Regions from separate parts of the Mus musculus genome. Here region 2 is linked to region 1. A link is a loop called in an ENCODE intact Hi-C map of the cell type or tissue named here. Cell type or tissue: gastrocnemius. All regions are shown on one strand. Links, peaks and the distances in the headings refer to the core of each region. The heading gives the core; the rest is flanking DNA. Region 1 holds the start of 4930402F06Rik (RIKEN cDNA 4930402F06 gene). Region 2 overlaps 4930568D16Rik (RIKEN cDNA 4930568D16 gene).

Region 1 (12,336 bases), core at 1,323-9,322:
GCTAAGAGCTACTCGGGCCAAGTCCACCTTCAGCAGCTTCTTTCTCTTTCTACTCTCTCAGCTTCTGTGAATGAGATAACAGAAATCCCATCACTGTTTGTTTAGAATCTTTATAAAGAGAAGTTCACCGAGTGTCATTAGCTTTCAGGGGCTACGGTGCTGTATACAGAATGACAGGTCCAAATTACCAAATTTTCACTCTTCATTATACCCAGAAATCACCCTGACCACACCTACATATTATGAGCTACACATCATCAACTACATGCTGTAGGACCCCTGAAACCTACAGAAGAGCACCCCTACATTGCTGAGTGGGTCTGAACTCTCTTCAGAGTCCTCACTGAGTTGTGTTTCCTAATCTCTTACCTCACAGTCCTCATTGAAACCAAGTACTGAGACTTTCCAACTTTGACTCCAAAGACTTGTACAGTAATAAAGGAAATGGTTAATTTACCAGTGCTGTGGTATTGTGATGATCACAGCCAGAAGGGCAGCAGGAGGCTTATGCTCCTTCTCCAGAGTAACTGACTATGAAATTAGTGCAGTGTGCTGCCTGGAGGCCCAACGCTATCGTGTAAGTTATCCATACAAGAACCTTGGATTTTCAGCCATGCAGTTTACAAAACCCAGCCAAGCAGGCAAGGTTTCCCTTTTACCCCCGGGTTCACAGAGGCAGAGGTTAGGGTATCAGTGCAAGCCCGAGGTCTGACTGGAACCCACAGTGAGATCTGAGCTCAAAAACAAAGACCCCTGGTCCTGATTTCAACCCCCAGTAGTTCCACATATATATGTACACACACACACACACACACACACACACACACACACACACACACACACTTCACTATGTTGCACTGGATGGCAGCAGCTCACTCTGTACACCAGGATAGCCTTGAACTCACAGAGATCCTCCTGTCTCTGCCTCATGGAGCTCTAAGATTAAAGGCATGTGTCATTATGCCCAGTGCAAAGTCTTTTTAAAAAGGAAAAAAAATTATGTTAATCCACAAAAATGAAATTGTCTGTGCATCAAGAAGAGAGGTGGGTATCAGTCAGTTTGGTTGAAATTAAGAACAACCTCTCACCTACTGTTTTCACAGACCACAAAGTAACTCCGCACAGGCGTCATCACAGACCCTCACCACGCCTGGGGGAGCAGTTGGAGAAGGCAGCATAAATGTTTGAAAATGAGTTCAATGTGAGATTTGTTGTCAATCCACACTTTTGTGATTCATCATTCCAGTCTTTTGTGGATGATGATGTCATCTGTGTCCCTTGAGGATGAACCAGGTGGCTGTGATCTTAACAAGTCACATGCTGGAGTTTATTTTTCATAACCAGAAGATTAGTGTCTTCCATTCATTTACTTACTTATTCACTTTATGCCGCCATTACAGCCCCCCTCCTCCCAAACCCCTCCTCACACAGCCCCTCCCCCACTCCTCCTCCCCTTCTCCCCTGAGAACCCATCCTGACACATCAAGTCCCTGCAGGACAGGCACATCCTCTCCACCTAAGGCAGACAAGGCAGCAGAGGCAAGGGAACAGGATCTGCAGGCAGCAGAGTCAGGGACAGCTCTCCAGAAGACTCCATTTTGAACTGTTTTTATTTAAATGTATTTGTTTAAGAATTTTATCAATGACTCCTTTGTTTACATTATTTCCACCCATTTACTCCTTCTATGTCTCCCTCCACACTCCCTCTCAAGTTTATAGTAACCTCCTCTACCAATAAATAAACATATTTACATATGTACATAAATTCCACTGACTCTGTTAGTGTCACACCAGGCAGCAAATCTCATAAAAGAGATTTGTTAGAGGGACAAGTCCAGGGGGAGAATGATGAATCCAGGTTACTGACTCTGTACCTGGGAGATGACAGCATGAACTGAGCAAATATAGGATTTCTTAGGGAGTGGAGATTTCAAGGGCAGAGATTTCCAGGGTATGGACTGGTGGGTGTGATGGTTTGTATATGCTTGGCCCAGAGAGTGGCATGCTGGGAGGTGTGGCATTGTTGGAGTAGGTGTGAACTTGTGGGTGTGGGCTATAATACCTCATCCTAGCTGCCTGGAAGCCAGTATTCTGCTAGCAGAACTTCAGATGAAAATGTAGAACTCTCAGCTCCTCCTGCACCATGTCTGCCTGGATGCTGCCATATTCCTGCCTTGATGATAATCAACTGAACCTCTGAACCTGTAAGCTGCCCCAATTGAATGTTGTCCTTTATAAGACTTGTCTTGGTCATGGTGTCTGGTGTCTGTTCACAACAGTAAAACCCTAAGGAAGGAAATCCCCAGTGGGATTTCAAGTCCCACCAAGTGAACTCATCGGGACCAATCGGAAAGCTCAGGAATTGATGGGTTTTCCTGTTCAGGGATTGGTGGCTCTTTGGTTTAGACTTTTCATCTAAAATTAACAAATCTGGGGAGGGTCCTCTGGAGGGGCTGAAAACCACCTTTGTGACAGTCACAGAGGCTAGATATGTTATGACAGAGAGGTCTAGCTGCTGGAACTCCTCAGGCCAGTGCCTGGCCACTTTCCTGCCTTGAGGGTTTACAAAGTTATCAAAGTTTACAAAGAGAAAGCCTTTCCCTGCCTCTGGAGTCAGCATGAGTAGCCAGCAGAACTCCCTCCTATTGAACAGGTCTTAAGTCCAATTAGACAACTGTAAATTACCCCTAAGGTAAAAGTGTCACTATTCCACTATTGGAAGCTATATTCTGGTACTCTAATGGAACAGAACTGATAGGATTGTGTGTATGTAATCCATTGGTTCTCTTCTCGCAAACCCTGCCTTAGTCACTGTTCTATTGCCTGAAGAGACACTATGATCAAGGCAATTCTTATCAAAGAAAGCACTTAAGTTTCATCTTCTCATTGTGTCCTGGACTTCTTGGGTGTTTTGGGGTTAGGAGATTTTTGCTTTTTACATTTGGATCTAAAATCACTTCTCATGGTAATGATAGAGGACTTTAAGAAGGACATAAATAACTGCCTTAAAGAACTACAGGAGAACACAGGTAAACAGCTAGAAGCCCTTAAAGAGAAAACACAAAAGTTCCTTAAAGAGTTACAGGAAAACATAATCAAACAGGTGAAGGAAATGAACAAAACCATCCAGGATCTAAAAATGGAACTTGAAACAATAAAGAAATGACAAAGGGAGACAACCCTGGAGTTAGAAAACCTAGGAAAGAGATCAGGAGTCATAGATGCAAGAATCACCAACAGAATATAAGAGATAGGAGAATCTCAGATGCAGAAGATACCATAGAAAACATTGACACAACAGTCAACGAAAATGTAAAAAGCAAAAATCTCCTAACCCCAAAACACCCAAGAAGTCCAGGACACAATGAGAAGATGAAACTTAAGGATAATAGATATAAAAAAGGGCAAAGATTTCCAACTCAAAGGGCCAGTAAATATCCTCAACAAAATTATAGAAGAAAACTTCCCTAACCTAAAGAAAGAGATGCCCATGAACATACAAGAAGCCTACAGAACTCCAAATAGACTGGACCAGAAAAGAAATTCTTCCTATCATATAATAATGAAAACACCAAATGCACTTAAAAAAAAAAAGAAAGAATATTAAAAGCAGTAAGGGAAAAAAGTCAAGTAACATATAAAGGCAGACCTATTAGAATTACACCAGACTTCTCAACAGAGACTATGAAAGCTAGAAGATCCTGGGCAGATGTCATACAGACCCTAAGAGAACACAAATGCCAGCCCAGGCTACAATATCCAGCAAAACTCTCAATTACCATAGATGGAGAAACCAAGATATTCCATAACAAAACCAAATTTACACAGTATCTTTCCAAAAATCCAGCCCTACAAAGGATAATAGATGGAAAACATCAATACAAGAAGGGAAACTACACCCTACAAAAAGCAAGAATAATCTTTCAACAAACCCACACAAACATAATTTCACCTCTAACAACAAAAATAACCGGAAGTAACGATCACTTTTCCTTAATATCTCAATATGAAAATTAATATTACCAGCATATCCTAATTGATTAAAATTCAAAAATATGAGGAATTAGAAATTTGTGGGCTGTTATGCAGTGGTCTCTCTAATTTGGTAATTGGAGAAATAGGTCCAATATTGTACAATTCATATACATTTTCTGCTTGTTTGTAAGTGACAGTGTCTTGCTGTGTACTGAATAATGGTCTTGAAATCGAGCTTCCCCTATCTCAGCCTCTCTATTAGGAGGATTGTTTACTTGATATTTTTACACTATGCTATTGTTTTCAGAACAGCATACATATTTGAAAATAATTTATACAGCCAAAAGAAACAGAGGCAATTAATTTGGGAGGTGGCTTGTAGGAGAACAACAAAGGGTGAGATTGAATGTTTTCCTTGATATTTACAATTATTGTATCAATTTTGAAGAAGAGGACCTTATAAGTTACTCTTTTTTCTGAGATGAATACTTTTCAAAATCATCACAGCCAATGAATCAGTATTTTACCCTCACCTCATGTCTGTGCCACCCTCCAAGCAGAACCATGGCTCACTGAAACAGTTGATGAATGGCTTCGTGGATAGACCATCTTAATACACACACCATTTCTTAAATGAATGTGACCTGTTCCCTGTGGGCTGAGAATGATGACAATCACTCAAATCAAATAGCTTTGAACATAGCAGGAAATCTGTATCCAAATAATCGTGCCTACAATTCATTCCTTGGCGCAGCAGAACTGTCAACTCTTAGCTTAGCTACTATGGAGGTAAAATCCTTTGATGATGTGAGGGACATTGAAGTACAGCCTTATTACAATGAACTCCAATGTTTAAAACTTGTTCTTATTTAGGGTTTGTACCACAGTAAGCCAAGATTTTAAAGCTCTACTAAAAATAAAACAAACAAACAAACAAACAAACAAAAATCTACTTATCTACTTTATGTTCATTTAATAACATGTCCATCATTCTTATGATTGGTATAGAAATATATATTGTGTTGAATATCATAAAAAATTAGTTGAATTAAAAAAAAAAAGAAGTCTAGCTGGGATTGGAGAGATGGCTCGGCAGTTAAGAAACACTAGCTGTTCTTCCAGAGGTCCTGAATTCAATTCCAGCAGCAACAAGATGTCTCACAAACATTTGTAATAAGATCTGATGTTCTCTCTGTCATGTACACACACATGCAAATGCATCACTTATATACATAAATGAATAAATCTTTTTAAAAAATGTTTATCATGTGTATATATCTGGTTTCATAGATAAAGTGGAATGGGCCAGCAAGATGGCTCAGTGAGTGAGGGTGCTTGCTGCTAAGTCTGAGGACCTGAGTTCAGTCACTGAGACCTACATAGTAAAACAACAGAACTGATTCCCTCAAGTTGTCCTATGACCTCTAAAGGGGACCTCCACACAAATAAGATATAACAAATTTAATAAAGCAGAAAATGGAGCAGAAATCAAATTTAACCCAAAATTTCCAAATTCAATTTAGAAGAAAATGATTAATAGAGAAATTTAAGAACTTTAACAAATGCCAAACCAAAACCAAAACAAAACAAAACAGAAACAGAAACAACAACAACAACAACAACAAAAAACCCAAAACCCAAACCAAAAAAGACAACATCAAAATAAAAGCCATGCACAAAAAGCAAATTGTTCTAATGGCAGTCATTTCCAAGGTCCCAAGACTAACAGTCCCACAGGAAAGTTTTAAAACCCCCGATGTCAAGCCTACACCAAGACAACTGAACAGCAGCAATCTTTGGATGGGATCCAGATGTGAATATTCTCAATCCAGGAAATTCCAAGATGCAGCCAATTGTAAATTGTGAATAAATGTTGTGTCCCTTGCCACTAAGAAAGACAAAAACTCCGTTGGGCTGCCTGTGGATTCTGGAGACGGTGTTCCACCACAGGGAGTGTCCGACTGTCTCCTGTCCACCTGATAAATATACAAAGCAGTAAGCTGCCCAAGAAACCCTGGAGGAGGTCGTCAAGTGGTCGCCGCTACTGGGATGCTTTCTTACCCAATGGATGCTGATGACCAGTGTCACCTATAAAGTTGAGTAGCCCAGAGAGGGGTGGGACAGGTTGTTGAAGGCTATAGCTCCCCTTGATAGAGCAGTTGAAGCAAGGGCCACTGAATTCCAGATCACTTCTTGGTGTGTGTTGTGTTGCTACCACCAAAATACCGAAGCTGGGTGCTTTACAAAAAGAAAAAAAAATGTTCCTCCAGCTCCAGATGTCCCAGAATCCATTCAGTTTCTGTTGAAAACCATGTGGCAGTCAGCCAGAGGCACTGTGTGGAGCGGAGCATGGGTTTGAGTGGTGGAGGGGAGCTGCCAGGCTTGCTAACAACCATGTCACAGAAGCCCATCTCCAGAGCGACAGCTCACTCATAGAAAAGCATTAATCCCTAGTCAATGCCTAACACAGCACTATCCACTGGAACCAAACCTCAGTGTGAACTCCACGGGGAGAACCACATCTCAACCATACCACACCTACAAACAGTAGCACCCTTGGCGCACATAAGCAATGTGTCTCTCCTCTAAGTCAGCGTTAAGATTCCCTCCTACTTCCCTTATGCCTTCTTTATTAACTGTGGTATATGTAGGGTTGATTTCTACCTGTTTATTTGATAAACTGCACAGTACACCTACAGCACCACTAAGCTATAGAGCTAGTTCCATTTATATGAAGGATCAATAGCATTTATACAAATGACGCTGCCTTTAATAGCACCAAAAAGAATGTTTTCATCACTCCAGAAACTGGTTCTCTTTGGAACTCCTGCCCCCTGGTGTCCACGAGAGGGAACTGCTTTGTCTTAGCTCTGGTTTCTAGGGAGGAAGTGGAGCTTTAGAGTTTCCCACACAGGCAAACAGATAAATCTGTTAGTGAACTCTGAAAGAGTGTAATTCCAGCCGCTCCAAGATTGCCACGAATGACATTTCTTGAGATGGGGTGAAGTTTGCCACCCTGTGCAAGTGTGAATCACTTAGCAGTGCCCTTGTATCCACCCACTACATGCCAGTAGCACCCACACTCACGATCCAGTTAGGACAAGCAAAAAAAAAAAAAAAAAAAAAAATGCAAATGCAGCCACTGTCATTGCCAAGTGGCTGCGAGGGCTGGAAGGGAGATGTGAGCTGAGAGCCGCTGATGTGCTGCTGTGGGGAGACAAGGAGGCCAGGACTTACTGCCCTGCGAGCAGCACGGAACCCTGTTGGCCATGGCACTGGCATAGAGCCTCAACCTGAACCCAAGCTGAAACCCCGAGGTCGCAGCTTGTGAACCACAGGGAAAAGGTTCTGTCTGCTGGACCACAGATGGAAATGCTAGTAGCAGGGATGTGAGAGAGCTGGTCCCATCTCCAGTCGAGAAGCAGAGAGATGCTGATGCTCTGCCTGCCTTCTCCTTTGTATTCAGTCTGGGACCCCACATTGACTGGTGCCATCCAGTTAGAATGAGCCTTGTTACCTCTGTCCACCCAACCTAGCAACTCCCTTGTAGACAAGCCCGATGTCTGTTACACTGGGAGGGAGTGGGGAGCATGCCTAGGCTGGAAAGATGGCTCAGCTGATAATGTGTCTGCCACGTGAACACTAATCTGATCCCAGAGAACGCCCATAAACTGTCTAGGTGTGAGGGCATGCCACTGGAACTCCAGGGCTGCTGTTGTGAAGACTGCAGACCATGACCTGCAGCTTGGAGTCCAGCCAGTCTATCCAATCAGCAAACTCCACTCAAGTTCAGTGCCTGTTAGCCTAGCCAATCGGCAAGCTCCATTCAGGTTCAGTGCTAGCCAGTCTATCCAATCAGCAAACTCCACTCAAGTTCAGTGCCAACCACTCTAGACAGTCAGTGAGCTCCGTTCAGGGGTAGTGAGACCCTGGCTCAAAAGATAGGGTAGAGAACAATTGAGTTAGACATCTGATGTCAACTCCTGGACTCCACAATGCACAAAGACAAACGTGCAAAACACACATCTGCATGTGCATTCATGTACACACACACACACACACACACACACACACACACACACGTCCTCTGAGGCATGATGGAATAGATGTTGCTGCATTCCCCCACTCTTTCAGTAGATCCCTGTGAGACAGAGCCTGTGAGATGAATGACAGAGAGGAGTCGGTTGGTGCAAAGGCACACAGCATCTTGAGGAACTCACAATCCTAGAGCAGTCCAATAGAATGACTGCCTTACAAAAGGAAGCCTCACTCCACTTGCTGGTTTCATAAGCTTGTAAAGCCCAGAAGCAGCAAAGACCTTAGGTAAGGCTGGAGCCAGGCAAGATTGTCCCCAGGATTTGTTCCCCTCAGTGACCTTGCCCTCCCTCTGTCCCTACTGTTTTATCGTGAAGTTGCCCACCCTCAGCTAGCCGTTCCCAAAACTACAAGAACCTAAGTTTTAGTAAAGCACCTGAAATTCACGTTTGGGGGACTGTGTAGTTTGAATATGCTTTGCACAAGGGAAGTGCCTCTATTAGGGGTGTGGTCTTAATGGAGGAAGTGTGTCACTGTGGAAGAGGTGTTTCATACTAAAGTATTTTGTGATCCAGACCCTACTCCGGTCTGCCTGCAGAAGGGAGTCTGTCCTGGCTGCCTTCAGACCAAGATGTAGAACTCTCAGCTCCTTCTCTGGCATCATGTCTGCCTGCATGCAACTCAATGATGATAATGGACCGAACCTATGAAACTGTAAGCCAGCCCCAGTTAAATGTTTTCTTTTATAAGATGTGCCTTGGCCATGGTGTCTCTTCACAGCAATCAAATCCTAAGACAGAAGTACCTAGGCCCAGGTCATCCCTCAGACAGTCATTCCCTCTTACGAGATGGACAGTACCAATGACTCCAGACAAGATAATCCTCTGCAAATACAGCACTCATTTTCATAGAAATCAGATTGTCCAGAAACCAGACTGCTGGCGAGAAGAGAGCCACATGTCCTAGGTGAACACAGGGCAGCTGGACAGTGCTCTCATAGACTGTCTTTTCATGAAGGCTCTGCCAGGCGATCTCACACATGTACACATGTGTACACACACACACACACACACACACACAGAGAGAGAGAGAGAGAGAGAGAGAGAGAGAGAGAGAGAGAGAGAGAGAGAGATTGAGAGAGAGCACACTTTATAATTTGAGAATAAAGCCTGTTCTTTGTAATCTTGTCTTTGTGAAGCTCATTCAAGGTATCGTAAAATCCTTTATGATTATGGACAATCACAACTGACACTTCTGAACATCTTCAGGATACAACGCATAATCCATACCAGACCAGAATATACTGAGAAAATAATTTATTCAATTATAAACAAGAATTCTTATTTTGAAGAATGTCTAAAAATTACCTTTAATAAAATCCTAAGCTTACTCATTAGAGATTTAAACTTGGATCAATTTTATTTTAAAAAAAAATCCCCTCAAATTCCCCAGCCTTTTTGAAACTTTCAGACCATTGAACTGTCCCACTTTAGACGGATCCAGCACAGTGACAGAGAGGCAGAATTTTTAGCAGATGTGCAAGCTCTGCTTCCATTGGCATCTCCCATTGGTTCAGGAATTCTGTGGGTTTTGTTGCCTCTGGGTGTGCGACCTTTTTTGTTCACAATTGAAAAGTAAGAGGTAGAGCCCTGTGGACAAAGGTAAGATCCTATTTTTTATTGAAACCCCTCATGCTGTTCACCAAGATGGTGCAATGGCCTTTTAAATAAACTGCTTAAAGGAAGAAACAGATGACCTAAACTGGAAGACAAGCAAAATATAAATATATGCATACACAGAAACACAGAGCGACAACCCCCTTTGCAATAATTTGCTTAAATACCCAAGTAGAGCTATGCTTCTCAACTTCCCTAATGATGTGACCTAATGTAGCTCCTCATGGTATGGATGACACGAACCCCAGAATTATTTCCCTTGCTATTTCATAACTGTAATTCTGCTACTGTTACCAGTCAGAGTGGAAATATCTATGTTTTTTAACCGTCTTAGGGGACACCTGTGAAAAGGTCATTTAACACTTCCCCCAAAGGGGTCGCGACCCACAGGTTGAGAACCACCTATACAGGGGCTCCTGCAGGCTCTCAGAGCGGGGAACAGAACCTTCAGCAGCTCCGTTGTAGTGACTGCGGCTCCCATTGCCATAAAGTCAGTTCCTATGTTGTCCAGTACATCTGGCTGGCTGGCTGTCACACTTGCATAGTACTAGAGCAGGGGAAATGAGGTCATGTGACAGGGGGCTTTGTCTTCAGTCACCTGCTCCATACAGGCCCCCACACTGGAACACGATGGGCTGAGGAACTCGGAGGTTCAGAGCAGGTTGTAGGTAGGACCCGATGATGAGAGATTGTCTTCTGATATAATAGGGTGCTGGTCCTCAGTCCGCTGAGGTACTCTCCTTCCCTGATACAGTCACACCCTCTCCACAGGGCTCAACACACAAAGCTAACAGCATGAATACAATTTGGGCAAAACAAAATGAACACACTTTCCATTCAATTCCTGCTGTTAGTCATCCTGAAGAAAGCTGTCTGTGTTTGTAACTCAGTTCAATCACCAACCCCAAGTCCTATGTCCCTCTAAGTGGTCACCCTGCCATTTTTCCTGGACTCTGAACATGTGCCACCAAAGTACCTATTGGCACTCTCTGCCTCCTTTATGCCCAGGACAGAAACAATAGCCTAGTGGGGCCTGGACTGCCAGCGGCTCCTGGAGCCATCAGCTTTTACAGACTGATGGTCACATTGGCATCCTTATTAAAGGTCTCTGGCTGCAAAGCCTCTCTGGGTTGCTTTAGAATCTCCATGAGGAGGAAGATAATGAAGCCAAAGGGATGGAGCCGTCCAACTCTGACACAACCCACACTGTTCCCTAATGCTTCTCTCAGCACCTGGCCAGTGGTGAATTGTATGACAGACTGGGAAGAAGTTTCCGGCATCTGCTTTTCCTTTGTCAAATTAATTTTGATTTCTAGAATCAAGTTTTCCCAAGACCCAGAATATATAAGAAATCATTGAGAATTTATACCTGATTACTTGCCATAGACTCTTTCTCACATATTACAGGCTCAAGGTGTCAGGAGAAATCATCTGTTTGCCATGGTAGTGGGTTTTGGTTTTGATTGTTTCTTTTAAAAGTTGAAATCAAGTGTTGCTACTTGTTTGAGGAATTAGCCAGAGTAATAGTGTCAAGTTTCCATCACAATTTGAAGTCAGACATTATTTCTAACCAAATTATACTCTTTTGTCTGCCAAGCTACCTTGACACTTTTAATATCTGAAGGCAGGCCTATCTGATAGTCCCAGCAATACTCTGGAGATAGGATTTTAGTGGGTTTGTTGAAAAGGAAGTATTTGTTGAGGTGGCTCTCATCATGCCACTGGGCTTCTATGTCATGTTTCTTGTCCTGGAGGATCCCCTTAAAGCACTCCCTGGTGAGGTTGAGAATGTGAGTAGGCGTTCCTCCAAAAATGGCCGCGTGGTAGTAAAAATCCCCCTCTCCGAATGGAATGTACGCGGCCGACAGTTCCCGCCTCTCATAGGTGAACTTCTCGGGACTGGCCTTGTACCACCAGGCCTGGAGCTGTGCTACCAGCTGGCCCAGAGTTTCCACCCCGAAGTTGTCTTGAAAGACTTGATCCACGTCCATGCAGAAGAGGAAGTCGACCTCGTGCTGGATGTGGGCCAGGATGTGCTCCCCAATGGTCTTCATGCGCATCATGCTGATATCCTGCCACCTCTTCTCAGACCTGATCTCAAAGACTTGTAAGGAATGTAGAGGGTTCAGGTGCACGACAGGCATCCGGGAGGTGTCGTCTATCATGACGTAAAATATGACCCGATGGCCAACCATGAAGTACATGTCAGCAGACTCCAGAAAGTCTTCTAAGTAATGCTCAATGTACCTGAAATAGAGAGGGCTACATTGAACCACCACGGGCTATCACACTTATATATGGGTACATATATACATGTAATACCATACTTAACATTACAGTAGATGATCTGTATTGTATGTTAGGAGGGGATGGCTTCTCCACATACCACTCGACACTAGCTGGTCATTGTGTCCTTGGGGAAAGTGGCATGACTTATCTCACTGCCAGCTTTGTTAAGCAAACTGGGGATGCACAGCCCCGACCGCATGCTCTTCGATGCCTGCCACACTGAGAGCTCGGTGTTCTCAACTACTCTGCGTTGCAGTAAGGTTCATGCTAAGGCTCTGTTCTCTGATTGAGAAGCTGGCTGTCAGAGAAGGAGCTAGCTCTTGAATATCCAGAAGAGGCCAGTGTATCTGCTAAGCCAAAC
Region 2 (12,336 bases), core at 2,493-10,492, 47 kb before region 1:
ACATCTTTAAAAGGGTCTTCATAGCTAAAAATCAGAATACTCCTTATTGGTTTTCTTTTATGTTTCTGGTTTTTGGTTAATATATTCAGGGTACCAATTTCAATACTGATTGATATAGCTGGTTGATGACATTAGGATGTAGAGATGGAGCTGAGAGATGTGCTGTGAGTCCATAATTGAATGAGTCCTAAGGAAATTTAATTAGTCTTTTTCCTCTGCTCATAAGAAATGCTTCAGTAAAAGCAGGAAAGGTCTTGACTATCTTGTCCTTTAAACTACTGATCCAGGCTTGTTCTTGCTGCCTTCAAGGAAGCCAGCTAATCAAATACCATGCAGAAGCTGTGGAGTAACAAGCTGCGTTTTGTGCCAGTCTGTCCAGGATGGCAAATCTGATATGTTCCTCTGGTGGTTTAATTCTAAGTTACTGCATCACAGTAAGATTTTTTCCCCCATCTTTTCTCTTCTTAGGGAAATTGCTCCTGGTCCCGGATGTGAGTCATCACCAAAGGACTTTGTTCCTTCGGGGTGTGGTAGCAGATCCATTACATCACAGTATGTGGTAAGATGTCCAGGAGCAGCCTTGGGGGACCTATAGGGGGAGGGGCATTACTATTAATAGCAGTGTTGGTATTTAGTAGATTTATCTAAGGGAGACTCTTATTAATTGACTCTATAAGTCCACTTGGCCAACATTTGTTGAAAACCTACTGTGTGCTGAGTAGTACCTGATCTTATTGATCTAATATTCTCTTTGTACATGACAGTTGTTAGAGTCCATAGCAAAGTCCCACAGATTAGGTGGGTTAAACATTAGAAATTTGTCTTTCTTGTTCTAGAGCAGTGTTTCTCAATCTTCCTAATGTTGTGACCCTTTAATACAGTTCTTCATGCTGTGGTGACCCCACCCCATACACCATAAATTATTTTTGATGCTACTTCATAAACTATAATGTTGCTACTGTTATGAGTTGTAAAGTAAATATCTGATATGTGACCCCTGTGAAAGGATCATTTGACTTCCAAAAGGGGTCTCGACCTAGAGGTTGAGAATCACTACTCTTTGTATTAGCAAGGTTGATTCCCCCCAACCCAAGGACTATCAGAGACTGTTCTGTCCCAAGTCTCTCTCTCTCTGACTTGTAAATAATTCTCATTTCTCTGTATCTTTACTTTTTCTTTCCTTTGCTTGTGTCTAGATTTCCCTTTTCTTAGAATACAACTAACTCTATTGGATCTGGGACTACTCAAAGGACCAAATTTCAACTTAATTACCTTATAGATCTTGTTCCCAAATACAACAGTGAGCTGAGGTACTGATATTCAAGGCTTTAACATCTCAATTTGGGGGTACTGTATTTTAACTCATGATAACATACAAGACTACAAGTTGCCTTCTCCACTGTGACAACTGTGTCACTGTGAAGCATGTGCTAAATTAAACCCTCCCTCAAGTGTGATAAATAAAAAATAAAATAACTGAAAAAAATAACTGAAAGCAAAACCCTGGTACAGAGACGTGGGCCATTGCTGTGTCTGACCTGACCATGTGGTCCTCAGGTCTTTGGAATTGGTGTGCAGGAGGGATGTAGGATGCTGTAAGCAGAGCTTAATGGGTCTTTTGGGAGGGAGCATGGGAAGTCTGCAATGCTGATTGGAGTGGATACAGCAAAGGCTGAGCTCCTGAGATTATAGACGGGATCAAGGGCACACTCAGGAATTAGATCAGAGGCCATTTAAGGCATGTTCTGGCAGAATGTGATTCTGTTCTGCTCTTGACCTAAAAAAAAAAAAAATTGCTACCCTGCGTTCTCAGATAACAGACAAGTAAAACAATGTGTTTGGTGGAGAAAACTTCGAGATGGCGGTGTGATTCTTCCCACTGCCTCTAATCAGCATTGGGGTAAGGAGGGAAGAGAAAGGGGGTAGGGGATGCTTTCGAGGAAAGGATAATGGCGCATTCAAAGTATGCACAAGAGCCCGGCATGGTGGTGCATGCCTCAGTCCCAGTGTTCGGGAGCAGAGGGAAGAGGGTGAGGAGTTCAAAGCCATCCTCAGACATGCGGTGTTCCCAGCTTGTCTCAGCTATACAAAGCACTGTCTCGAAATTAAACAAAAGCCAAAATAAAGGTGTGGACAAGGCAGATTCAGGGAAACCCACATCGTTGAGAGAAGCTTTGCACTCCATGCATCGGGGAATGGGAGGCCCCATTTCTCCTCGGACTTCCGGTTCCCTATCTGCTGCTCAGGCTCCTGCCTCCATGGACTACCCTGGCGCAGGTGCCATGTTTTCCCGGTGGTGACTGCAATTGCTCCTGTAAACAAATATAAATCTCTCCTGTAAGTGGTTCCTGTCAAGTCATTGTGACCAAATAATAATGGTAATGATAATAATAACAACAATAATAGTAATGCAGAAAGGAAACAGAAGGCATAGGTGTGGGAAGGAAAAAACAAAATCATATAGAAAAGTCTCAAAGAACTGACATAAGACCTTTTTTAAACTAATAAGCGATTATAACAAAACGGCAGGAATAGGCTAATATAAGAGTCCGTGGCTGCCTCAAGTATTATCAATAAACAAGTGGAAGTTGAAGTTCGGAGCAAAATGCAATTTCCACTAGCCCCGACTGCAGGACGGAGACACCCACGTGTTCTTCCCTAAGTTGATCCTGTCCCTGTTGGACATGCAGAGTCTTACCGTGCGTGCAGCCCCACCATCTACCCTAAGGTCAGCATCACCAAGGTGTGCACGCATGCTCAGCTCATGTCCCGCTTTCCCAGGACCACAGCCGTGCACACCTAGTCATGCCGGTCTGTACTCTGGAGACCATCAATGCTAGAAATGACCGCCCAGTGCACTGGGTGAGAGAGGGAACATGAGCGCGTGCTCTCTCTCCTTTCAGTGTTGGCTTAGTCTCAAAGCTTGATAATGAAATCATTTTTAAGTTTACAAGAGAGTCTTAACAGATGGGAGAAAAAGTTCCCATATGCGTTCCACCCAGCCTTCTCTCCTGTTAACACTGCACATAATCATGGCGTGTTTATCAAAATGAAGAGACGACTGTAAGTCCCACCAATAACCAAACCAGAGTTCATTTGGATGTCACCAGTTTCCCATCGATGTTCTTTTTCCATTTGAGAAACTCACAGTGCATTTGGCTGTCTTAACTCCTTCGTGTCTAATCTATGACGTGCTGGGTCTGTCTTTTTGTTGACCTTAGACACTTTGAGGAGTACAGGTCAGCTTGGAGGATCTCTTTGTAAGATTATGTGCTGTATGCCATTTGAGAGCTCTACTTTTCCCACAGTAGTTTCAAGTAGAAACCTTGAGGATGGCTTCTAAAATTCTGTTATCTCTGTGTACTGGTAGGGTTGTGGGATTTAAAATATCCATTTACAGCTGGGTGGCACATGCTTTTAATCCCAGCACTCCGGAGGCAGAGGCAGGTGGATCTATATAGTTTGAGGCCAGCCTGGTCTACAGAGTGAGTTCCAGAACAGCCAGGGCTACACAGAGAAACTCTGTCTTGAAAAGCCAAAATAAAAAGATAAGTAATAAAATAAATAAATAAAACAAATCCATTTATTATGTTTTAGCAGGATTTCAGAGGTTGTATTGTTATATTTAATCTGCCACCTTTATCTGGAAGATAAAAATTTCAGAGAAACATTTTTGATCACACTAATTTCTGTTATTCTGTGGCTAATATTGTTGTAATTCTTCTGTGGGTATAATCTACAAATGACAATAGCTTTTGTTTTGTGCCATTGCTGTAATCTTTAAGGCCTGTGATGAGGTTGCAGTCCAGGCTACAGCCTATGGAAATTGGTCACTCCATCCCCTCAGCCCACAGAATGCTGTCCATGTTCCTAGCCTAATACAGAAATCCCACAGTCTAGCCCCACCCAGCCCTTCCAGTTTCTCTCTCATCTCTCCAGCGCACTTCCTGCTTACAGTGAACTCATGGCTTCTGCCAGAACCACACGTAGGCCTTTGCTTCTGCAGTTCTGTTTTCTAGACTGACTTCTATTTGGTAAATTCTCATCAGAATTGGAAAGAGGGTTTTTGTTAGAATAAAGCCTTTCATGTGGACAAGAAGTAGTGAAGAAGCAATTCAACTCTGTCCCTTTGTGTGTGTAGACCCACAAAGATGCACACACATTTTCCTACGTTAATTAATATAAGTCCAAGATGTTCCTGCCTAGCAAACTGTGCTGTTTTATGTACAATCACATATGGGTAGGTAACAGCCATTCATGTCCTGTCGCGTTATCAAAAGGATGTGTGGAATCTTTTCCACATTTAGGATCCCCAGAGTGTCAATTGTAAGACTCCCATTGTCTCAAGACAACAGAAACCCTGTTTGTAAGCACTAGTCTGACTTATTAATAACAAGAAACATGACCGCTGCTTCTGGAACATGCCCAGGGCAGGTGAAGACTCTCTATGGGTGTTGCAAGTCACTAGGCTTTTCTAAGCCTATCCAACAGTGCCCAGAGTGTCAGTGGTTAAAAACATTGTGTGGCTTCTGAGAGCAAGACTCAACAGGAAAATTACCAAACAAATATCTAAAGTCTGAGATCACACCAATGCTAACTTCTTCTGAGAGAACCATTTATTCTTGTTTGAGACATCCATAGCAGACTCTGTTGTACCCTGGAAGAAACAATGTTTAATGGGGAATTCTAAACCATTACCTTCACCACCCATCTTGAGCAGTAGTTGTTCAGGCAATGTGTTAAATACTGTGCCAAGGCTGGACATGCACAGTAGCTGTCTATCATCAGACAGAAATTATGTGTAAGCCAGACTCCAGTGAGTGCAGACAGCACACGTTCTTACATGAAGGCATACATGGTTCTGTCACCCACAGCATCTACTATTGCTGCCTCTGGTCCCCTTTTCACCTTCCACGTGACACCGGTGTCATGGGCGTTCCATGTTGAAGGAAGAATAAAAACTTGGGCTTCATTCAAAAAAAATCATCTCTATCTTATGGTAGTACAAGTATATTCACACTGGGATGCCAACGAAGAGGGATAGTCAAGAGCTATTGTTCCAGACATTAGGACTTTGAGCAGTGTATCTAGCTGTAACTATGGCCCAGAAGAAGAGGTGATACAGGTCTGCACTTATTTATAGAAATCAGATCTTTAATCATTGGTCAGAAACTTGAAAAGAACATTTTTGAGAGATTGTTAACAAGGAAGATTGAAAATGAGATACATGAATGGATCTTTCAGAAAAGAGCACAAGAGAAAGGAATTGCATGGACAGCCATGAACAGATACCCTGGCGGAGGCCTTGTAATGGAGACAGAAATGATTGAGTAGTGTATCCTTCCCACTATGGAAGAAGTTTTTAAAAACTAAAATAAACAAACAGTTGGGCATGGAGTCACTTTTCCAGTTCAACTGTTTTTGCAAGTACAGCCACACAATCCCTGTCCATTGTCATGATATTCTACTTAATACAGTTTCTGACCGTGGGACACAACAAAAGAGTGTAACTAAAACGTTTAAGCTACGGAAACGGCTAATCTTGCCACATGCACCTATCATTTGAAACCAACGCAAACAACTGATATGACTGCACAGTCTACTGAAAACTCAACATTGGCAAAGAAACAATGTGTTATAAGGTTGAGGTTCTTCTTTGAAGTGTGCACGTGTGTGTGCATGTGCATGCACGTGCGTGCATGTGTGTGTGTGCATGAGTGTGCATGTGCATATGTGCATGCATGTGTGTGTGTGTTGGAAATATCAATCAATATGTGGTGTTTCCCTACCATCTGTCCTTTGTTAAGTGGTTGAAGAGAAAGTAACTTTTTTCATCATATTTTCTCCCCCTCCCCCCATTCTCACTGACTTGTATTTTGTGGGAAGAGTGATCCTCTCTAGTTAAAAGGAAAGAGGGTGGCAGCTGAAAAGAGAAAGGAGAAAAACCAGGGGATAGCTCTTGGTGATTCCACCGATGATAATGAAAACTAAGGGGGAAGCCTCGGTAACGCGATTCAAACCCCCAGGAATGGTGGACTGGATTCTATCATTCGCTGGAGGCTGGCTCAGGAGAAAGAGAATGTAAAATAATCAGGGAAAGAAAATAAGCTATGAATAAACTTAACCGGGAGGGAAAGACCTCTACAATAAAGACTTTAAAACACTGAAGAAAGAATCTGAGGAAGACAGAAGAGGAAAGACTTCACATAGTCTTTCTTTTGTAGTCTGCATTTTAGTACTCTGAAAATGACCACAGGGCTAACGGTGTTCCAGGGGCTCAGTGCAGACGTCATCAGAATTCCAATATGGTTTTCATAGAACTAGGAAAAAAAAACCCTGAAATTCATACGGAAGCACAAAAGATCCCCAAAAGCCAAAACAGTGCTATGCTGAAAGAGCAAAGTGGGGAACCGAACCTGGATCCTCTGAAAGAGCAGCCAGTGGTCTTAACTCCTGAGCCATCTCTCCAGCTTTCCCTGGCTTGAGTTCACATGGGGTTCAGGTAGATCTAGGTCTAATGTAGAGCCACTTGCTGCTTTGTTTACTCTAGACCCTAATTATCTGGGATTTGAGACTTCCAACACTGTAACTGAGACAAGATGGCTGCCACAGCCTAATGTGACTTGGGGGCAGATGAGTGTCAGGGCTTATTCCTATGCCCTGAAGTTTTCTAGTGACTGTGACCCAGTAAAGGATATTCAGTGGGACAAGGAAATGTTATTTCTTAATGTTGCATGGCCCCTCCATTCAGATCCATTCCACAGCACATCTAGTCTAGCATTCCAGGGGGATCCAAAGCGAGACAGAAAAGAACCGCCCTGCTCATCCGTGACTGCCTTAGCAGAATGTGAGGGTACTGTAAGTCATCTCCTTCAACATGGTTTCTGCTCGTTGGAAAGCACCGGTGCACTGCTGACTTCAGTTGCTGACAAGTTGGAAAGTTTGCAAGGATTTGGGTGAATATCGAAGGAGAAAGAATTTGACCAGCTTTACTGGAACACAGGAGAGCAGAGGGAATATGTAGGAGCGCAGAATTACCACACAGAAGACGTTAATCAGTAGAATTCCAGTTACCACCAAGTCGACATCAACAGGCTCCCCTAGAGGCAGCTTCATTTTACAAGTGATAATCAGTTAGTTACTTTCTATGGTGTGCCATCTAGTGTTCATGTTCATGTTCATGTACTTCTTGGCCCAGTTAGGTTTAATAGAAGGCAGAAAGCTTGTCCTCTCAGGGTGCCCCTCTAAACACCCTGTTGTTCCTACCTTCCAGGGTTTCTTGGTCTTGTATCTAACGCACCAGCCCAGCCTGGTGAATCACCCACACCCTAGTCCTCCAATGAAGTCTCACTATTCCCACGATGCCTAGCTCAGGTTGTGCAGCAGTCAGTCCCCCCACCCCACCCCACTCCTGTGCCTCCCAGTCCCCACACTCCCAGGTTTAGTTCAGTATTACAGCCTGTGCACCAGTTCAGGCAAAGCAAACCCAGCTATGCATCACAACTGTAAGCTCTCCTGGTTACCACTGAATTGGAATCACCCTGTCCCTCGAAACAAAAATCAACACTGAGTGTGTATAGGACCGACTTAACCACCTCTCCATAACAGAACTAAAAGCAGACAAGCTCCTTCTGTTTGCTTTGTCAAATTCCGATGTGTTAGTTTTTGTTTTATCTTTTATTTAATTATCATCTCACTTAAAATTACTTTAAATTTGTGTGTGTGCATGCTTGAGCATGTGAAAGCCTGCAGAGGTTGGAAGAGGGCGTTGGATCCTCTAGAACCAGAGTTTCAAGGCACTGGGTGCTGCCATTGTGCGAATGAGTTGAACCTGGGTCTTTTGCAAGATTGGTAAGCGCTCTTGATTGCTGAGCCATCTCTGCAGTTTCCATGCCCTTGGGGCTTGCTGGCCTGCAGGGTAATTTCATTTACAAATATTCTAGTTTATTTAAAACTACCCATGCTTCTGACCTGGCGTCCTTGTGCCTCTCACTCTTAAGGATGCATTATTCTCCCCGAGACTCATTAGTAGGCTTCTTTATCAGTGTCTCTTTCGGAAAGGGGTTGTTGTGGTATAGCTGCTTCCTCTGGGCATAGCATGACCAGCGTCTACACTGGTTATTACACTGGCCTCTGTAATGGTGGCAATAAAATAATCTAGGACAGAGATAGCTAGGTGTATGGTAATAGTAACAGGTCTGTGAACACTCTAGATGCAGAGGGGTGGGAAGTCACTGGACTCTCATGTGTCTTAGGTGGTACTAGAGCATACAGGAGGTGTGAGGCTGACTGAATGGGGTACCCCACAGACTCTGTTTCGGTAAGGTCGTCACCTCATAGTCACGTGTGATTTCTCCAGTCATGCAGATGCATCTCAGTTACCCATGCTCCTTTAACTTCATCCATATTCCTCCAACGACTCAATAAATAAACTTATTGGTCTGCCCCCTACCAAAAAGTAAAAGGGAAAGAAAGAAAATTCTCAATAAGTTTTGGAGAGGATGAAAGGGGGTGCTCACTCACTCACCACTGGTGAGATTGCAGACTGATACAGCCACTCTGGAAATCACTTCGCAAAGCTAAAAGTAGCTCCTCCGCATGGCCCAGCTGGACCACTCTTTGATGTCTATGCAAAGGTACCAGCATCCTCCTGCCAAGACACTTGCTCAGCATGTTCACGTTGCTTCATTCATAATAGGTAGGAAATGGCATCAGCCTAAATGTCCTTTAACTGACGCATGAATAATTAAAGTTCATGTTGCAACACAAGTGTGTCTGCACTCACACACATCAATACACCACACGCACACACATACACACACACACACACACCATACACATACATACACAATAAACGAATGAGTAAAATGTGCTTTAATTTTTCTCTCTGTTTTCATGTGACTGTTTTCTCTGTCTGGAGGTTAAACTGTGGCCCTTCTTTTCAGTTTCATTCAGATTGGCCACAGTTCAGAATTGTAACGCATTTTCTGGAGGGATGTAGTTCAATTGGTAACAAGGAGCCATTCCACCATATAAGGGGTGCATGACATTAACACAACTTATGCCTGTTGATATGACTGTGATAGTTTTATTTGCTCCATTGCAAAGTTACTTTTTCTTCCAGCTTCTATGATGATAGCTTTGGAAAGACGTCTCTTTATGCAAATGCAGTTAATGAGTGGAAAGTTTTTTCTCTGTCTCCTTGAGAACTGAGTGTCTACATGATTTATTTGAAGTTATTTTGCAATTATTTAGCTTTCCAGATCCACATGGATAATTATTTTATAGCTGGAGTTAGAATACATTTGCATTATCTTCTTATTCAAACTGTCCCATTGGAAGCTCTGTCTTTTAGCTTCTGTTTCAGAAACAATTTTATCAACTAGAGTCCAATCTCTTTTTTTTAAAGATTTATTTATTATTATATCTAAGTACACTGTAGCTGTTTTCAGACACATCAGAAGAGGGAGTCAGATCTCATTATGGATGGTTATGAGCCACCATGTGGTTGCTGGGATCTGAACTCAGGACCTTCACAAATGGAAGAGCAGTCAGTGCTCTTAACTGCTGAGCCATCTTTCCAGCCCCCGAGTCCAATCTTTGTGTACAGTTGTTTTTGTTTTTAGACTTACAGTCCTTTCCTTCCTAGAGATCCTTCCCTGAATTCCAAAGTTACACTAGTGCATTTTCTTCTCTTCCTTTCCAGTGAGGTAGTTCTATGCGCTTCTCGCCATCCACCTTTTAACATTTGGTCTTCTGTGAGATTTTGAAAAACAAAACCAAAAGCCCACAGGCATTGATTGCAGCCCCAGTTCATTCTGGGCTTTCAAATTCTGTGAGTTTAATGCGTGAATAATGACACAGAGCCACTGATACAGCATCATATGGGATAATCTCACATTGGAGATTCCTGTGCTGTGCTTGTTGCTATTCAGACATCCTGCCTTCAGGTCCCTCATGTCCCCTGGCCATCAGCTCATTGTCTTCATGGCTTTACTTTCCCCAGATGTCATGGAGATAACCCATGATAGTCGGTTCTATGCCTGAACTTGAGTGAGTTAAAGTGCAATCGGACAGAGGCTAAAACACTTTTTCTGAGTGTATCTGTGAGAGTGTTTGTGGAAGAGACTAGCATTTGAATCAGTAGATGGAGTTAAGATCTGCCTTGAGGTGGTGTGTGTGTGTGTGTGTGTGTGTGTGTGTGTGTTTCCATTCTTTTCACTACCCTTTATTGGTAAATGCTGGCTAATATGTATTCTTCTATACAATTTGGAGAATGATCTACCATAGGCATACTTCTGGTTTAGAATGGATAATTTCTTGAGTATATAAAAAGGCCCAGAGTAAGGCAATAAATATCAAGGGTGGATCAACAGCAAAACATCATCAAATTGAGGTCTCCAGACACCCAGCGGAGATCCACCAGGAAACCCTGGGAATGCCACCAGGTGGCATTCCTGATAAAGTCTTTGGAAGAGTTGAAGGTAGCCTCAAGTGAGACTTCCAAGTAAAAGAACAAATAGCAACATAGAGAGAGAACTTCTTCAAAGTCACAGCTTACAGATACACAGCAGAAATGGACTGGGGGATTTGAAGCAGGGGCTCTCAATTGTGCTGATCTGCACGAATGAGCTTCCTATGGCCGAACTTCCGGGTTCTCGTTCCCTCTGCAGACATTTTCATGTCAGAGGATAAATACTAGTGAGCTCTGTTGGAAAGAGCCTGCCTTTCAGCTGCTCTCAAGCCCACGCTTTGCTTCGGGTTGTTTTGCTAGACTTTCCCTCACTATCACAGGGAATGGGGACCATCCCCCAGAAGACACAATTCAAACAGTCCTGGAGAGGAGGGACCAACCCCACTTCCAAAGCCAGCTTCTTAGGGAGCTCAGATGGCGCAGGAGACTTCACCAGCATAATGTGCATTACCAGCATCTAGTTCTTGGCATATCTGGGAGAGGGGATTGAGGCTTTTTTTTTTAACTTTTAAATTTGTGAAATAAACATTTAAGGGTAGTTTTATCTCCTGCGTTAGACTATTAGGTGCCTCAAGGACAAGATAATTTTTTACTGCATCACATTCTTGTATCTTTTTTAAAAAAAACATGAACTCAAAGCTGAAAAGATGGCTCAGCAGTTAAGAGCACTTACCATTCTTTCAGAGGACCCAGGTTCAGTTGTGAGCACCCACATGGTGACTCACTCCTGCCTGTTATTCTAGTTCCAGGGAGTCCAAATGCCTCTTCGGGCCTCCGAGGGCATTAGGCACACACATAGTCCACAGACACACTTTCAGGCAAAACATCCACACACATAGAATAAGACAGAAACATTTTTTTTAAATGAACTAAACGTAATTAGCAATAAAAGCAAGATCTACATTTGGTAGGATGTCTTCAGCTCGCCTGGCTTCAGTCACATCCTAGGCACACTGGATACTGATCAAGGAGATTGGCTCTAAGGAATATACTACCCCTCCCCAATGGGCAAAGTCATGAATATTAAGCTTCCCTCGTGTATATCTATTTGACGTGTATGACTTCTTCATAAAAAAAATCATCTAAGGAGCTAGAGAAAGTACCCAAGGAGCTAAAGGGAACTGCAACCCCATAGGTGGAACAACATTATGAACTAACCAGTATCCCAGAGCTCTTGTCTCTAGCTGCATATGTATCAAAAGATGGCCTAGTCGGCCATCACTGGAAAGAGAGGCCCATTGGTCATGCAAACTTTATATGCGCCAGTACAGGGGAACGCCAGGGCCAAAAAGTGGGAGTGGGTGGGTAGGGGAGTGGGGGTGAGGGTATGGGGGACTTTTGGGATAGCATTGGAAATGTAAATGAGGAAAATACCTAATAAAAATATTAAAAAAGAAAAAAATCATCTATACCTCCAAAATAATTTCCACATTAATAATGCATACATAAAACATCACACCATGTAGGCAATACTTATCGAGTTACTTTTATTTAGACTAAGGAGAATTATAATTTCAAAGACAATTTATTCTGAAAGATTACACACTTGTGTAAGCTCTCCAGAGTTTTATTTTTGAGGAATTCCCTGGTATTTACTTGTGATTTCATAAACCCCAGGGCACAACCATAGTATGATTTATGGTTTCCAAGCTATCTTAATGTGCTTGATTTCCGGAGGAGTTTTAAATCTTGGGTCCCAGTTGTACTCTGGTGATAACACCCTAGCGGGTTTGTTGATAAAAAAATATTTATTTAGGTGGCTTTCAAATGTGCTAACAAGTTTATTTGTGTTGTCATCTGTAATTCCCTTTATATATTGTTCAATTAGATTTAAGACGTTTAGGGGTGTGCCGCCAACAATG

The links. Peaks named below come from ENCODE experiments on the same cell type or tissue, not always from the same donor. Only the 100,000 strongest peaks of a DNase experiment are listed, where the experiment ranks them.
Region 2: it touches region 1 in a loop (2.7-fold over the local background); 9 of 42 quality-filtered maps call a loop at or near these places.

The regions. Positions count from the first base shown.
Region 1 is chr2:35,390,870-35,403,205 of GRCm38, forward strand. 4930402F06Rik (RIKEN cDNA 4930402F06 gene) reads right to left here and starts at 6,305. Exons shown (of 6, transcript NM_001080709.2): 1 at 6,037-6,305. Ggta1 (glycoprotein galactosyltransferase alpha 1, 3) reads right to left here. Exons shown (of 8, transcript NM_001145821.2): 8 at 9,310-11,933. The coding sequence ends at 11,240. In gastrocnemius, for the core only: no CTCF peak of the experiment used is centred there; DNase peaks (open chromatin) are centred at 6,317 and 6,821; H3K4me3 peaks cover 199 bases; H3K27ac peaks cover 1,101 bases.
Region 2 is chr2:35,342,269-35,354,604 of GRCm38, forward strand. It overlaps 4930568D16Rik (RIKEN cDNA 4930568D16 gene), which reads right to left. Exons shown (of 6, transcript NM_029463.1): 6 at 11,950-12,336. The coding sequence ends at 12,111. Among named protein-coding and RNA genes, the nearest start is that of Stom, 11 kb to the left of the region's middle. In gastrocnemius, for the core only: a CTCF peak has its summit at 7,137 (motif pointing left); no DNase peak of the experiment used is centred there.